Regions from separate parts of the Mus musculus genome. Here region 1 is linked to region 2. Evidence: chromatin loops called from intact Hi-C (ENCODE). Cell type or tissue: heart. All regions are shown on one strand.

Region 1 (8,000 bases), 70 kb before region 2:
TATGTGGAGTGGTGCTGTGTGGTATGTCATGATGTGTGTGTGTGTTGTGTGTCTGAGTGTGTGTGTTTAGAAGCTCTGCCACCAAGCCACTCCCTCTTTCTCTCTTTTCTCTCTTTGTGTATTTATTTCTTTTGGGGATGGGGATGGGACCTTGTAGAAGTTACCATAAATTTGTGGGGTCCCATTAGAGTTGCCATGATACTGGAGAAATGGGGGTCCCTTCTTGGGGTTCTTAGAATCATTAATAAAAGAACTTAAAAACAGGTTCAAAGGGAAGTCTTTCAGAGCTACACCAACCAACCAACTCAGGCCAGGTGAGCTGCCTGGGGGAGAAAGAGGAAAGAATGAGGGTCTGCCTGACACTGCTGACATGGAGGAGAGAGGAAAGAACGAGTTGTTGGACTGACACTGACATGGAGGCCGTGCCCATGGAGGGGAGGGGAGCTTTGAGAAAGTGAGGCCTGAGGTGTCACGGGGGAAGGAAGACATGGTGTGCTTTTCTGAGTAAACCAGGAAAGTAGGCAGGCTTGACTGCAGCTTTGTACACTACTGAGGGCTAGAAGTCTGGGAAGGAAAGGTATGGCATTATCTCATGCAATGGATAACTATTCCTCCATCCTCTTTATGGCAACCCGGCTTCCTGAGGATGGCCCCTTGGTGGGGTGACTAGCCTGCCTGACTGCAGTAGCTCTGAAGTGGGGAGATGATGGTATGGCTCCATCCAGGGGCAGATCCCACTTTCCCTCAGTGGGCCTCCAATGCTGCTCCATCAGTCCCACCGGGGAGTTGCATTCCCAGCCTCTCCCCTGATGCTTGCAGCCTCTCTTTCCCACACAAAGCCTTTCTCCGCTAAGGTCTGTCCTTTGTACCCAGCCTCCATCTCGTCATAGCCATTAGTCCTCCCCTGGTGTTCAGACTCAGGACAAACATGCGGCTCTCCTTTGGCACCCTGTCCCTTCACCTTGCCATGTGATGTTTTTCCAGATATAGCTTTGTGTTCCTGGACATTCAGCTAGGCAGTGCTTCTCAAACCTCATTTCTGTTCCTCAACTTAAAAAAAAAATTACAATCCATAAAAAGAAAACCATTTCTTTTCCTTTGTTGGAGACAGGGTTGACAGGGTTTCTCTGTGTAGCCTTGGCTGTCCTGGATCTCGCTCTGTAGACCAGGCTAACCTCAAACTCACAGAGTTCTGCCTGCTTTTGCCTCCTAAGTCCTGGGATTAAAGGTGAGCAACACCACTGTGCTGGTTTTGCTAGTTTGTTTGTTTGTGCATATTATGGCTATGTGTCATGGATGTGCGTGGTGCGCAGCAGGCTAGAAAAGGGCATTGAATCCCCTGACACTCAAGTTACTGACAGTTGTGAGCCACTAAGTGGGTGCTGGAAGTTGAACCTGGGTCCTTTGGAAGAACAGGCAGTGCTCCTAACTGCTGAGCCATCTCTCCTGCTCTGGAAAAATATTTCTATATTAGCCATTCTATGTATGTGGCTGAACCAAAATTCTGCAACACTAACACATGACCCTGAGTGAGGGGTACAAGTTAACTTTTCTCTTTCTAGTCTTTTCCCCTCTTCTGGTTGAGAGAATTTTATCTCAATGCACTGAAAGTAAATCTCTCTTGATTTTACTGTCTGGAGATGGGACACTGTTGGAGTTGAAAAATAGTCTTCGTGGACAAGAACAAAACCACACAGTTTTCTATGATCAAGCCCACCAGATGTTTATTTGATGAGGGCTATTTCTTCTTAGGTGATTATGAAAACAAGGCACATGACTAGGAAACTGACTGGCTCAGGTTTATCTAACAGGTTTCCTGTAACATTCTATACAGAAGATTCTCACCTGGGGAAGAGACTTTGTCTTCCAGGGCTCAAAGAGGGGGAAAGTGAATTTAGGGAGGACTGTGGGGCTGTGAGTGGCCTCTGTAGTTTGAACCAGTATGTTTAATACTCTAATTTCATATTTGGAATGCAAAAGAAAATCCCGGGAGGGTATGGGGGACTTTTGGGATAGCAGTGGAAATGTTAATGAAGAAAATACCTAATTAAAAAGAAAAGAAAATCACTATTGTTTTGTAGTACGTATCAAAGGTGAGTAGTAAGGAAGAGGACAGGGAAGTTTTATCTTTTGGGGGGAGGGGGTGGGGAGTGGTCTCACTAGTAACTCTGGCTGGTCTGGAACTTGCTGTGCCGTGACCATTCCCGGTGCTGAGACTAAAGGCACGCATCACCACACCCAGAACCAGGAGAATTGAGTGCAAACTCCAGGTGTCAACTTCATGCTTATGTTCCCATTCAGGGGTTGAGGTGCGGCTCGGTGGTAGAGTGCTTGCCTTGGGTTAAATCCCCAGCCCGCCCCCCCCCTCACCCCCAGCACTGTATAAACTGGCTGTGGTAGTACATGATTATAGCTTTAGCAATGGGGAAGTAGAGGCAGGAAGAACAGACATTTGAGTTCAAGGATAGCCTGGGTTCTCTGAGATCTGTTTCAAAAGTAAATATTTCTCATGACTTGACAGTTCATGGTGGCTGGGGAAAGGGGCATCAGTTTCTTCAGTGGTGTGGCTATGCTTCCCCCATTCTAACACAGGAAAACCTATTTAAACTCAATGGAACACATGTGCTCGTGTGTGTGTGTGTGTGTGTGTGTGCGCGTGCGCGCGCGTGCACGCGCATGGGCATACACACACACACACACACAGAAAGAGAGACAGAGAGACAGAGACAGAGAGAGACAATAGTCAGACACAGAGACACAGGGAGAGACAGGTACACAGAGACACAGAGACACACAGAGACAGACAGAGAGATACACAGAGACAGAAAGACAGAGAGACACACAGACACATACACATAGAGAGAAACAGGCAGGCAGATAGACACAGACACATATGCACACAGAGACAGAGAGAGACAGATAGACAGAGACAGAGAGACACACAGACACATACACACAGAGAGAAACAGGCAGGCAGATAGACACAGACACATATGCACACAGAGACAGAGAGAGACAGATAGACAGAGACAGAGAGACACACACATAGACAGAGACAGAAAGACAGAAATATACAGAGAGACACACAGACACATATGCACACAGAGAGAGTGTGGTGGGGGGTGAAAGAGACAGAGACATACAGACAGACACACAGATACACACACACAGATAGAGACAGAGACATAAAGACAGAGAGATACACAGAGACACATTGACACATACAGAGAGACAGAGGCACAGACAGACAGACAGAGGGGGGGAAGGAGAGAGAGAGGGAGAGACAGAGAGAATAAAGGAGAGCAAGGGAGATGGCTGTGGAATGAGACAAGGTAACAAGGAATTATATGCATTATGAAACTGTCAAATAATTAAATAATAAAATAAATAGAGAAAGCCCTTTTCTATGAGACAGAAATTGCATCAAACTAAGAACCAAGGGGTAGCTACATAGTCTTGACCCTGGGCCATCACACTGAGGACCACTATGAGGCTTTAAGACTGGCATGTGCAAACTGCCTTCCATAGGCGTGGGTATGCCACAGCAGAACGCTCCACAGCACCTCTTTCTTTGAGACCCTTCTCACCCTGGGATTCTGCTACTTGTAATCTTTTAACTTCTCAAAACTTGACTGTGAATCACAGAGGTTCAGACTTGCAAACGGTTTTCAAGTTCATCTAAGTACATTTCCCCGCAAGGAAGTGAAGACTCAGACAGACTGGATTACCCAAGAAGACCCAGTCTAAGTTGCTAAGAGGCGAAACAGGAAATAGAATTCTGCTCCCGACCTCTGCTCTAATCTTGTTGCAGGACTCCAGGGTTTTGGGGATGCACCCAGCTTTTTGCTTCTCTTTAGCCACCATGTGTGTTATTTGGAATAGACATTTATATGTTGGCAACAAATTCTAAACACAGCCTCAAAATTCATTTCTTTTAGTTGACTTCTGTAACAGATGGGGACACTAATGGCAATTACTGGAAAAGAGACAGCTGATTCTTTGGACTTTCTCAGGTGTGTGTGTGTGTGTGTGTGTGTGTACAATTTATCAGGATATCATTTATCAGGATCTAACTACCTTTAAAATTTGTATATGTATGAGCGATCATAAGAATAATATATAATGCATATGTACATGATATATATTATGCAATATTTATAAATAAAAGGAAGAGGGCTTTCTTTATTTCATCATTCATATATATATGAATATGAGTATATACACACACACATATATATACATATATATATATATATTTATACACACACACACACACACACACACACACACACACACACACACACACACACACACACCAGATGTATCCCTGGTTCCCAGAGGTCAGAAGAGGGCATCAGATCCCCTTAAACTTGAGTTATGGATGCTCGTGGACCATCATATGGATGCTAGGAACTGAACCAGGTTCTCAAGGACAGCCACTGCTTTCAACCATTGAGCCATCTCTACAGGCCCCTTCCTTGTTTGTGTTTTGAGACAGGGTCTCTCTTATTGGTTTAGAAGTCAGTAAGTATGCATAGGCAGGCCAGCCAGTGAATGCCACAGATCCTCCTGTTTTTTTCTCCCCAGGGCTGGCATCACAAGCCTGTGCTACCAAGCCCAGCTTTTTTGTTTATTTGCTTGTTGGTTTGTTTCACATGGGTTCAGGGATGGATCATAGGTCATCACGTTTGCAAGGCAAACAAGAGGATGACAACAGAGTCATCTTCCCAGCTCAGGCCTTGATTTCTGATCTCAGGAAAGACTGGATCTAGCACAGGGGAGCCTGTGTGGAACTCACTATGTAGCTCAGGTGGCCTTTGAACTATTGTAATTCTGCCTCGGTATCCGAAATGCTTCCAGTAAACACAATGCACTACTTCTCCTGGCTGCAAACAGTTATTCTAAAGTGTATCAAAATGCTGATGGTTAGAAGAGGGGATTATCAGAGACATCAAGAACAGTACGGTGGGGGCTAGAGACATGGCTCAGCTCAACTCAGGGCTTGGGTGCCCTTCCAGAGGACCCGGGTTTGGTTTCCAGCACCCACATGGTAGCTTACAATGGCCTGTATCTCCAGTTTGCAAACACTGCATACTCGTGGAGCACAGACATGCATTTATGCATAACACATCCATACACACAAAAATAAAAATAGATTCTCAAAACATTTTTCTTTTTTTTTTGCTAAAGAACAGTAGTACCACGATGAAGAATGTGAGCAGATTACTGTGGTTGGAGCAGACTGTCAGGAAGGATATGGCAAGATAGGAGGGCTGTCAGGAAGGATATGGCAAGATAGGAGGGCAGACAAAGACACCACCAGAAGCCTCAGTGTTGGAGGAGTTGGTTTGCGTCATCTTGAGCCGAGTGATGGTGATCTGAGGCCTTGCTGGTTCTTATTACTCTAAATTAATCCAACTGCTTTCAGTGATGGATCACAGGCTTGTGTGTGGGTCTGAGGTTCCAGGGAAGGGGCTGTGAGTCAGCGTCAGCCTTGAGGCTGAACTCTTATTCTCCTACCCCTTCCCCCCGAGTAACCGCGCCTCTCCTCAAACTCCAAAGGCCAGATACTTCTATACAAGTAAAATATAAGTAGATAAAAGGGCTCCTTGCTGGGCTTTTTCTCTGACCCTGTCGGATAAGCAAATGACCCGTGGGGCAGCTGGCCAGAAGGCTCTGAAGCTGAGAAGGAAGCTGATGCTGAGAAACAGGAATAAATACAGGAGAGTGAGGCCCCAAATGGGTCGGGGTGGGTGAGAAAGCCCGCGTAGAGCTTCCGTATAGATCTCATTGTCCAGCAGTCCACTGTCTAATCACCATCACTGCTGAGTTCTCATGGTACTAATTTATTTTCCTTTCTGTGCATGGATGCATATCCCTGAGTGTATGTGTGTGCACCATATTCGAAGGAACCCTTGGAGGTCAGAAGGTGTCAGAGCCTCCAGACCTGGAGTTATAGGAGGATGCGAGCCGCCACGTGGGTCTTGGGAATCAACTTTGGGTCCTCTGCAAAAGCAGTGAGAGGTCTTAACTGCTGAGCCGTCTCTCAACCCACCACTGACTCCTTAACTGACCTAGACGACACACGTGTCACCTGGCTTCTCCTGGGCTGAACCAGAGCACTCCTATGTCACACTGCTACTGCTTTCCTTCTCCTCCTCTCCTGAGACAGGATGCCACTCTGTGTGCCAGCAGGCTAACCTCAAACTCACAGTGATCCTCCTGCCTCAGCCTCATGGGAGCCGGGATTACAGGTGGGAGCCATGTCAGGTTCCTGTTGTTTCCTTTGATGCCCACGACGCTCCCACTCATTGCTGTTGCTTCCTCTGCCTGGAAGATATTTCTGCTGCCCCTGTACTCCATCAGATGAGTCCTACTCATGGAACAGGTCCTCGTATCTGGAATTCACCCCCTCAGAGGGAGGCCTATCTAAAACAAATTTCCTGGGATAGCTTGCTAGGAGGGATTTGTGTTAGTGAAACACTTCTTGTAACTATAATGACATAATAATATGCATAAGCCTTATCCCTAGCCATAAGTCTGAATCAGGACTGTATCTAGAACCACAACTTGCATGTTGTTGATGCTCTATAAACACTTTCCTTCCCCCCCTCCCTCCCTCCCCCTTCCCTCCCCCCCTCCCTCCCTTCCTTCCCTCCCTCCCTTCCTTCCCTCCCTCCCCCCCTCCCTTCCTTCCCTCCTTCCCTCCCCCCCTCCCTCCCTCCCTCCCCCCCTTCCCTCCCTCCCTCCCCCCCTCCCTTCCTTCCCTCCTTCCCTCCCCCCCCTCCCTCCCTCCCTCCCTCCCTCCCCCTTCCTCCCTCCCCCCTCCCTCCCTTCCTTCCCTCCCTCCCTCCCTCCCTCCCTCCCTCCCTCCCTCCCTTCCTTCCTTCCTTCCTTCCTTCCTTTTTGGGAAGGAGGGCCATAGATTTGATTTAATTTATTGCCAAGGACTGCTATAGTGACTGCTTAATTACAGGCACGAGACCCTGGACAATAACGGCTCTCGGGGGAAGCCAGCTCAGGTCTCTTCTGGGTGCTACTTGTCCACAGCATCAGTGCTCACACCTGCCATCTGCATCACTGGACCACTGTGAAGAGTTAAGTGTAGAAGATGAACATTAACTGGGTGTGGTGGGACATGCCTATAATCCCAGCACTGGGAGGCTCAGCCTGGCGCTCCATGACACTTTGTCTCACAAAACCAACACTCCAAAGAAAAACTAATGAATGAATGAATGAATGAATGAATGAATATGGATGTAAGACAGGCATGGTTGTGTGCGCCATTCCAGGCACCTAGTGGGTGGAGGTGGGAGGATCAAGTGTTCAATCTGGGCTATAGGAGATCCTATTTCATAAAAACGGAAAGCAAAAGCAGAAAGACAGGAAGAGAGAGAGAGAGAAAGAAGGAAAGAAAGAAAAATGGATGCTGTCTAGAAAACTACCAATTCTATACAGAGCTCTATATGGATGTATTATCTAAGTGGAAGAACCAGCCACCTGTGTGAACAGTGCTGATTCACATCAATCACACCAGAGCGTTCTCCTGTTCCGTGGAACACAACAGCAGCCGTCCTCTCCCCCACCTCCCAGTGGCTGAGGCTCTCAAGAGCCAATATTTCACAATTGGTGCAAACTGGGTGAGGGTCAAACTCCAAAGGCCTTAAGAGAATGTCTCTTGCTCTGGGCTATTCAAGTCCTCTTTATGGTCATTTTGTTTTTTGTTTTTCAGGCTACTTGTAGTCCATATGATGATGTTTAGAAGGCTGTTTTCTGATAAGAAGCAACTGTTAAGAGGACTTTCTATGCATTGCTGTTCCTTGAAACACTTAACGTGAATTCAGTCATCCATCGCTGCCTCCAACAAGCCCACGGTGTTAGTGCCTCAGCCTTCATCTTTAGAGCTATTGGGGAGTAAGAGGTTAGGTACCACGTCCAGGTCACAGTGGGCAGATGGTGGGGCCAGGACTCAAACCCAGGCTGTTGGTCTGGACATATTT
Region 2 (8,000 bases):
CTGAAACATGCACGGGCTGGCTCTCCATCTCGCCTTTTCTGTAAGGTTATATGTGTGTGGATGGAATGCTCTCTCTGGGAGTCATCTTTCATTCAGTTCATGTCAGAGGCAGAATTATAGAGTTTTTGTGTTCATTTGTTTTGATTTTTGAGATAGGGTTTCACCCTGTAGCTATCCTGGAACTCTTATCTGTAGACCAGGCTAGCCTTGAACTCACAGACATCTTTCCTCCACCTCCGAGTATTGGGATTAAAGGTGTGCACCACCACTGTCTGGCTCAGAGTTTTAGTTTTTAAAAATACAATCGGCCTAGATTTTATGATGACAATCAAAGCTAACCAACTGTGGGCTGAAAAATGGCTCAAAACCTGTTTGTACTGAAGCCTTGAAGACTTTCTTCTTACTATGTCTTAAAGACTACAACAACAACTATTGATTAAGCACTCATTACATCGCAGTAGTTCTTGCAGGTAATCTAGAAAATGATCTAAGTGCACATGACGGCGTGTGTAACTATGTGCAAATGCTTGCCCGTGCAAAGGGACTGGGCGTCTGGTGGCTCCATGTGTCACGTCAGGTGCTGGAGCTCAGCGCCTCACAAATATGGAGGAGGATGAATGCCCACTCTTGGGGATGTTGTTGCCTTAATGTTTGCTTGCCTGTGTCTTCTTGTCCTCTGCTCTCCTAAGGACTGGCAGTATCCTCTCTGTCTTCTCATTTGCAGATGACAGTGGTAGATGGAGGTTCTGGCTCCATCGTCTGGAGTTACAGTATTCCATGTCACATGAAGGAAACGCCAACCACTTCTGCAATTACTTCAGACCAGAAGTCTGTCTTCCTCTTCTGGGCAGAGGCACTGACTGCTGCATCTCTCAGTTCTGTGAGTGACGGGGAGGAAGGGGTAGGTGGTGGGAATGGGGGAGGGTGGACTGCTTCCCGTCTCTCTCACACAGCCATAGCTGCTGCTCTATGGAGCGTGAGAAGAAAGAGAGAGAGAGAGCTCGGGGGTGGGGGCCAGAGGAGGCCTAAGCTGAGGGGTCGGTGGGAATCATGGGTAAGAAAGCAGCCTTGACACCCAGAAGGCAGGTGTCAGTTTTTGTCTCATACTGCCGTATCTGGGTGGAGTGCGTGAGCAGGGGTGGCTTAGACAGGGTTGCCGCCTAGAATGTGGTGGAACTCAGCTATAAGCCCAGCTGACTTAGTCCAGTGGAATGCACTCCGCCTCATTTGCTATGTGCCAGATGCTGGTTCTATCTGTGGGGAACCGAGCATCAGAGGATACAGTTCTGAACCTCTGGAGAAGGCAGGGGGCCCAGGGACGGGGGAGCATAGTAGGCACACAGTTCTGAGTTTGTCAGCCGCGACCTCCCAACACGTTACTGTTCTGAGCCTTCTGTGCTTTTTTTAAACTTCCTTTTTTTAAAAAAAATATTTATTTGTTTATTTAATGTTTATGTGTACACTGTAGCTATACTGATGGTTGTGAGCCATCATGTGGTTGCTGGGAATTGAATCCAGGACCTCTGCTTGTTCCAGTCGATCCCGCTCTCTCTGGCCTAAAGATTTATTTATTATTATATCTAAGTACACTGTAGCTGTCTTCAGACGCACCTTGAAGAGGGCGTCAGATCTTATTACAGATGGTTGTGAGCTACCATGTGGTTGCTGGGATTTGAACTTAGGACCTTTGGAAGAACAGTCAGTGCTTTGAACCGCTGAGCCATCTCTCCAGCCCAAACCTCCTTCTCTTTACTCTTTAATCTATCCCCTCACTTTGATGATCAGTCTTATCTGAAGTCTAGGGTATGGATCTAACTCTGCTGTGCCCACAGTCCTGGTTTCCTTACATAATAGTGAGGGGATTGGACCAGATGGTCTTCACACGAGCTCCTGAATGTCACTCCAAGGGTGTCTTAAGAACACAGAGATCCAGATAAGAACTGTGGAGGGGGCTGACAAGATAAGATGTCCCTGTGAGTGAGTTGCCTGCCGCCATGGTTAACAACCTGAGTTTGATCCCTGGGAACCCCATGGTAAGAAAGGAAGCCTGACACCCCTCCCTCCCAGCCAGGAGTCTTCTGACCTCTACATGCACACTGCGGCACATAGCCTCCCCCCCACCCCACCCCCACACACGTCTGCACATACACACAACATATATAGATAGGTATGTGGACAAAAGAAGGCACCACGTACTGATTTCAGTTAAGGGCGATTAGGGAATGTTTCATGGAGGAAGTTGATTACATGTTAAGGTTGAGGACGGGAGGTTGTACAGGAGGGCTGTGTGGTGGAGAGGGTACTTAGACAGGAGGAGAGAATGTGATGGATGGGCAGTGGCTTTTCAAGGAACTGAGAGTTAGTGCGTGTGGCTTGAGAACCTCCTCAGAGGTTTCTTAAAGCACGGTTGGCAGCAAACGAGTGCAGCTGGAGTTTAGAGTAAGTGACGTGAGACACTTTAGGTTTGTGTTTGTTTGATCAGTTTTTTTGTTTTCGTTTTGTTTTGCTTTTGAGATGGCCTCTTTCTACACAGCCCTGGCTGTCCTGGAACTCGCTACATAGACCACGCTGGCCTTGAACTCGCCGAGGTCCCTATGCCTTTGCCTCCCGAGTGCTGCAGTTAAAGGCATGTGTCACGATACCCAGACTGTGAAACACTTTAACTTTCATGCTGAGAACTGTGGGCTTCACTCAGCAGGCATGAGGGAAGTGTTCAATTATTTTCATGTCATGTGAGCTGAGCCTAAGGTCTGTCCCTCCATACATGGGCACATAGAAATGGCTTCCTCTGCTTTAAGGCCTCATGGTGGCTGTGAGGATACAGGATGGTGTACCCAGTCCCCTCCCCCATCAACTAGGGTGCTTCTCATACAGAGTCCATTGAGGCAGGGCCCGACAGTCTCTATACTTTAACCAGTGTGTGGCTGTGCACACATGGGCTACCACGGTCCATCCCCACGGAGAAGGCATGTTGATAAAGTGTCCTGGTGGATGTTTCTCCTGCTGCCAGAATCAGAAAGTCAGGACTCAGGCCTTGGCACTTCTTATTTGTCATTGGTGGTTTTCTTCAGTTGAGTCAGTCTGGTCCCCTGAGGGACTGTCAGGTGTTTCCAGTATTTACCCCGGTGCTTGCCACCGTCATCAAACACAGGTCTTTGTACAAGCCAGGCAAGACCACTGTGGGGTTGGTTATGCCTCAGCCCCTTGCAGTTAGTCTGGCATCCAAGGAAAGGAAATATATTTGGCTACCGTTGAGAAATAGCGTTTCTCTCTGCAGAGCCTCACCTGCTGTAAGGATGAATGAATGGGAATCCCAGCTCTGCCATAGGTTGCAGATAGGCGTCTCCACAGACTTCCTCCTCTCTCCTCTCTGCATTCTATCCCCTGCCTCCCTCCTTTCTGCTTACATGTGCAAGCATTCTCTCCCTTACCCCCCCTCCTCCTTCTCCGCTCTTCCTTCCCCTCCTCCTTCCTCTGCTCCCCTCCACCTCCCTCCCTCCCTCCCTCCCTCCCTTCCTCCCTCCCTCCCTCCCTCCCTCCCTCCCTCCCTCCCTCCCTCCCTCTCTTCCTTCCTCTCCTCCTTCCCCTGCTCCCCTCCACCTCCCTTCCTCCTCCTTGTCTTCCCCTCCCTCCCTCCCTCCCTCCCTCCCTCCCTCCCTCCCTCCCTCCCTCCCTCCCTTCCTCCCTCCTTGCCCATTTCCCTTTCTCACCCCTTCATTTTTCCCTTCTCTTTCTCCCTTATATATTGTTGGCTATGGATAATGGTTTAGAGTCAGGAATAAACCTGCGCTTTGGCTTCTGTGAAATCGTATGGTCCCTGTAGCTGGGAACAGGAGAGGGTCTGGCCGGAACTTTGCTCCACTCCTTCCCCTGACAGTGTCCTGTGTTCCCAGTGTAGTCACCATGTTTTCCTTTTCTGTGACTGTTGCCAGGACGACAGCTCAGGAGCGGAGCCTCCTGGCCTTTACCACCTTTACCTCCTGCACCCAGCCTTCCCCTCCATCCTCCTGGACCTGAGCAACACCACTGGCATAGTGACAGCTTCGGAGGGTGAGTCCCTGTGACACAAGAGTGTCCTGGCTGAGTGATACCCTTGCTCACCAAGGGAAGGATAAAGGCATTTCAGGAGGCAGTAGCATCATTTCCCGTGGTGTCCCTGGAACCAGGGCACTGCTGGGGAGCTTTCTCGGAGTTCTGGGGTGAGAATACATATTCTGTGGATGTGCTGAGAGCTGAGGGGAAGTGTACCCTCATTCCAGGACTCCGCTGTGTGCCAGGCGTCTGTAGGGGTTTAGGATTGGCAGTTAACTGTATGGGCTATAATGGAGAAATGTTACTTCTAGGGAATTGATTTAGCTATTACTTCTGTGAATATTAAACACATTGTGTCAAAATCTGAGTCAACAGAAGAACCAAGCAGAGGAGAGTTATCGCCCGTAACCTGACCACTCTGAACGCTGGGGAGTCTTCTTCTTCATGTGCATCTAAGTAAACTCTAAAGCGGACTAGAGAGCATATCCTAGAATTACTCCATTCAGGGACCCACAGCCCTGGAAACTGAGCCACTACTGTCTGCTAGTCTCAGCTGGGCAAGGAGGGAGACCAGTCTAGCCACAGCTCCCTGCTGTCTTTCTCTTCCAGCTGGGGAGGGGACAGTTAGACAGGTCTCATATAGACCAGGCTGACCTCAAACTGGCTCTGTAGTTGAGGATGGCCTTGAACCCTCGACCCTCCTGCCTTTATCTCCCAAGTGCTTGATTGCAGGTATGCACCCTTACACCTGACTCCTCTGTGCCTTTCCACACTGTTGCCTCTGGTAGACTTGCTCCTTGTAGTGCTTCGCCTTGAAGTGAAGCAGTACTGCCTGTCCTCTATGCCCTGAGCTTCGTGGGACAGAAAAGCTGATCTGGAATGTGCAGGCTGTCAACTGGTTAGGAAGTGGGTGGGCGTCAGCTTGTGGAACCATGTAAGAGATATAAATAAGCTGGTTTGCATCTTCTGCATAAAGCATGGTAAATAAGAATCCCACGGGCTGGGGATGTAGCACACTTGGCAGAGTGCTTGCCTAGCAATGCAAGGGGCCCAGGGTTTGATCCCACCACTGGGGAGGTAGAGGCAGGAGAACTCATTTCTCCTTGGCTACAGAGCCAGTTCAAGGCTGCTTTCCAAGCTAGGACAATACTGGTCATCTATGTGTCCTCCAGAGTAAAGCACCATGGTTACCCGAAACCCTGGGCAGAGGAGGAGAGGAGAGTGGCTCCAGAGGAAGAGACAGAGTGAGCCGAAGCAACGGGGTGGAGGAACGCTGGCTGGGTTTGAAGCTCACAGTGACAGCGTGTTAAGGGGAGGTGCCAGTGAGCCTGAATAAAGTGAATAAAGCTCTGTATGGAAAAAAGAACCTCATGTCCCTTTCAGACAAGCACGGCTGATTCCTATTTTAAAGACAAGGCAGGGAGTCGAGTGTAGGACCTTGTGCCTGTCATATAAATGCTCGTGATGATGACCTGCACTGCTGGACGGAACCACTCCTCTCTCGCTAACCGCTTCTTGTCTTTGTCCTTCCTCAGTTGGAATCAACGACATCTGGAAAGATGCCTTTTATGTCACCAGGACAACAGGGATGAGCCCTGAAGGACACCCTACCTCTCTGGTGGTCAGCAAGCTTAGCCTGCGCTGGGCACTCATGGAAGGCCAGATGGTCCAGCTGAAGGAGACCACCCCTAAAATTGGCCGTGGGGAACTGCGAAGATTCCTGTCTAGGATAAAGTTTGTTGATTCTCCCTACCAGGTAACTAGATTTTACTTTTTAGTTAAAAATAAAATTCTTTTTTTAAAATCACATCTATGTGTAAGGCTCACACATATCCTGACACATGTTTAGTGATCAGTGGACAGTTCTAGAAATTAGTTTTCTTCTGTGTAGGATGTTCAGGTATTTAGAAATGTAGCATTGTGTGTGTGTGTGTGTGTTTTTCCATCCCAATGACTGGATGGGGTAGATCTTCCTGGTAGGGTACCAATGATGTTCAAGTCTATGCAACTTTGGTTTACAGAAACTATATACTACACAGTTACCTTGCTGAGAACACCAGCCCTTTCCCTTAAAAAAATATCTGGGACAAGTTTAAAGTTGAAGAGCTTGGTCATTGAGAAGGACCAAGTCCCTGGGACTCACAAACTGTTGGAACTAAACCACAAGACCGGGAAAGGAAGAAACATTCCCATGTTTAGATTTCCCATTGCTTTGGAAATCCCATTTAAAGAGGGTAATAATGGCCCCTTCCCTACAGATCTAGTGCAACGGAATTCTCCGGATTCAGAACAACTTGACGGACTGGCTCCTGTCTCTCCTGCATCAGTTCTCTTGAGAGAGGATGACTTCAGGGTTGTGCAGCACTTGGGATCACTGTCCTGCGGCAGCGTGTTGAAGCTGAGATGTAGCATGGTCCGCTTAGCTGGGGAACCTCACGACCTTTCCGTCCCCACGCTAACCCCTTCTCCCGAGAACTCTGTGTGGATACTTTGGAAATGTGAATCTTATAGCTGTTTTAATTTTTTTTTGTACCTTTAATTTATAAACCCTTGTGGGGAAAGCCAGTGACCTACAAGCAGGATATATGTTGTTTTGCCTTAGGCCCTGTGTGTCTCTCTGTGTATGTGTGTGTGTCTCTGTATGTGTGTGTGTGCCCAGTGTTGTAACAATTATTCTTGAGATATGCCCCAAGCTTCAGGGATTCCGTTTCCTGTCCTGGTGAAGTTCATCTGGCTTGGCCATCTTGATGCGGCTGGATGGCCTATCTCTGGTCCTGAGGGTCGCGCACCACTGTTTTCCCTCTGCCCGCCTATACTGTGGTTCCTTTCCACAGCAGTGAGGAACACTGGAGGTTGTGCTGGGGGCTCGTTATCCTGTGTGCTCATCTGTCTGTCTCCTAGACTCTCCACCCGCAGAGTGCAGACACGCTTCTATCACAGAGAGAGCAAGGGTGCCTCGGACCAGGGCCTTGTGCCAAGCCCTTAGAGCTTTGATGGCTCTGCAGCTGTGATCTTTGATTCTGCAGCAATGGCAGAGGGTTTGCATGCGCACTGTCCTCAGTCCCATGGCCTTGTCCTGCCGTAGCTCTGCCCTCTCGCCCTGAGTCTTTCTTCTCTGGGGCATCTCCATCTCTTCCCGCTTCCTCTCTTATTCAGGGATCTGTTTCTGGACTTCTGCTTCTTGGGTCCGGTATGCAACCACTCTGGCCCCGTGTCCTTCCCTCCTTGTAGAGCTTTGAAAGCATATTCTGAGAAAGTTCTCTTGTAAATACTGTAACTTTTTTATAATGACCAAGTTCTTTAGAATTATTGCCATCCTTTTCTGCCCCCTTCTAGGTAAGTGTGTGACCTCTTTTAACTCTTTCAAATGTCTATGTCATTATCTGTCATGCTGTCTGTTCTCATGGTGGCCAATGAAAACACACTTCTCTTGAGGGAAAGCCAGATTCTCATCTCACTTGGGCATGTATGTCTTTTTAGCTTCTGTTAATAAATTTCAGGAAACGTAGATTCTAGGTTTAAGGGGCTAACTATGAGTTGCCCACAAGAGGTGTTATGGGTAGCAGAGGTTGGTCCTTGGACCACCCAGCAGATTGGCCTCACCAGACTTGTTGGTACGTCTGCCAGAAAGAGCAGAAAAGCATATTTGGAAGTCATATGGGACCAGGTTGACCTTGGGGAGGGGGAAACAATGAATAGGATCCTTTAGAGTCTGGAGATGATTCTAGGTTATTTCTAGTAAGTTGAATTTCTGCCAGTGAAAGGGTTTAGAATATAGTTTGGAGTGTGGACTAGTTTTCAGTGGACCAACACGGGAGATGGGTGGGGGTCCTCTGGCCTGCTTGAGCCCTTGTAGGCCCAGTGTTCTCTGCAGTGTTGTTCTCAGAGAAGCCAGCCTGTGCAGGAAGGGGGAAGATACAAGGCTGCTCAATGGAGTGCTTGGGTTGTTGCTCGGCCTGGAGGCTGTT

The links. Peaks named below come from ENCODE experiments on the same cell type or tissue, not always from the same donor. Only the 100,000 strongest peaks of a DNase experiment are listed, where the experiment ranks them.
Region 1: it touches region 2 in a loop (2.4-fold over the local background); 13 of 42 quality-filtered maps call a loop at or near these places.

What each region holds. Positions count from the first base shown.
Region 1 is chr6:135,157,788-135,165,787 of GRCm38, forward strand. All of the region lies in intron 1 of Hebp1 (heme binding protein 1), which reads right to left. Among named protein-coding and RNA genes, the nearest start is that of Hebp1, 6.4 kb to the right of the region's middle. RefSeq lists an enhancer at 7,868-8,000. In heart, no CTCF peak of the experiment used is centred here; no DNase peak of the experiment used is centred here; H3K27ac peaks cover 2,141 bases.
Region 2 is chr6:135,227,689-135,235,688 of GRCm38, forward strand. It overlaps Fam234b (family with sequence similarity 234, member B), which reads left to right. Exons shown (of 13, transcript NM_028982.4): 10 at 725-880; 11 at 3,933-4,050; 12 at 5,568-5,788; 13 at 6,291-8,000. The coding sequence ends at 6,296. Among named protein-coding and RNA genes, the nearest start is that of Gsg1, 23 kb to the right of the region's middle. In heart, no CTCF peak of the experiment used is centred here; a DNase peak (open chromatin) is centred at 969; H3K27me3 peaks cover 1,251 bases.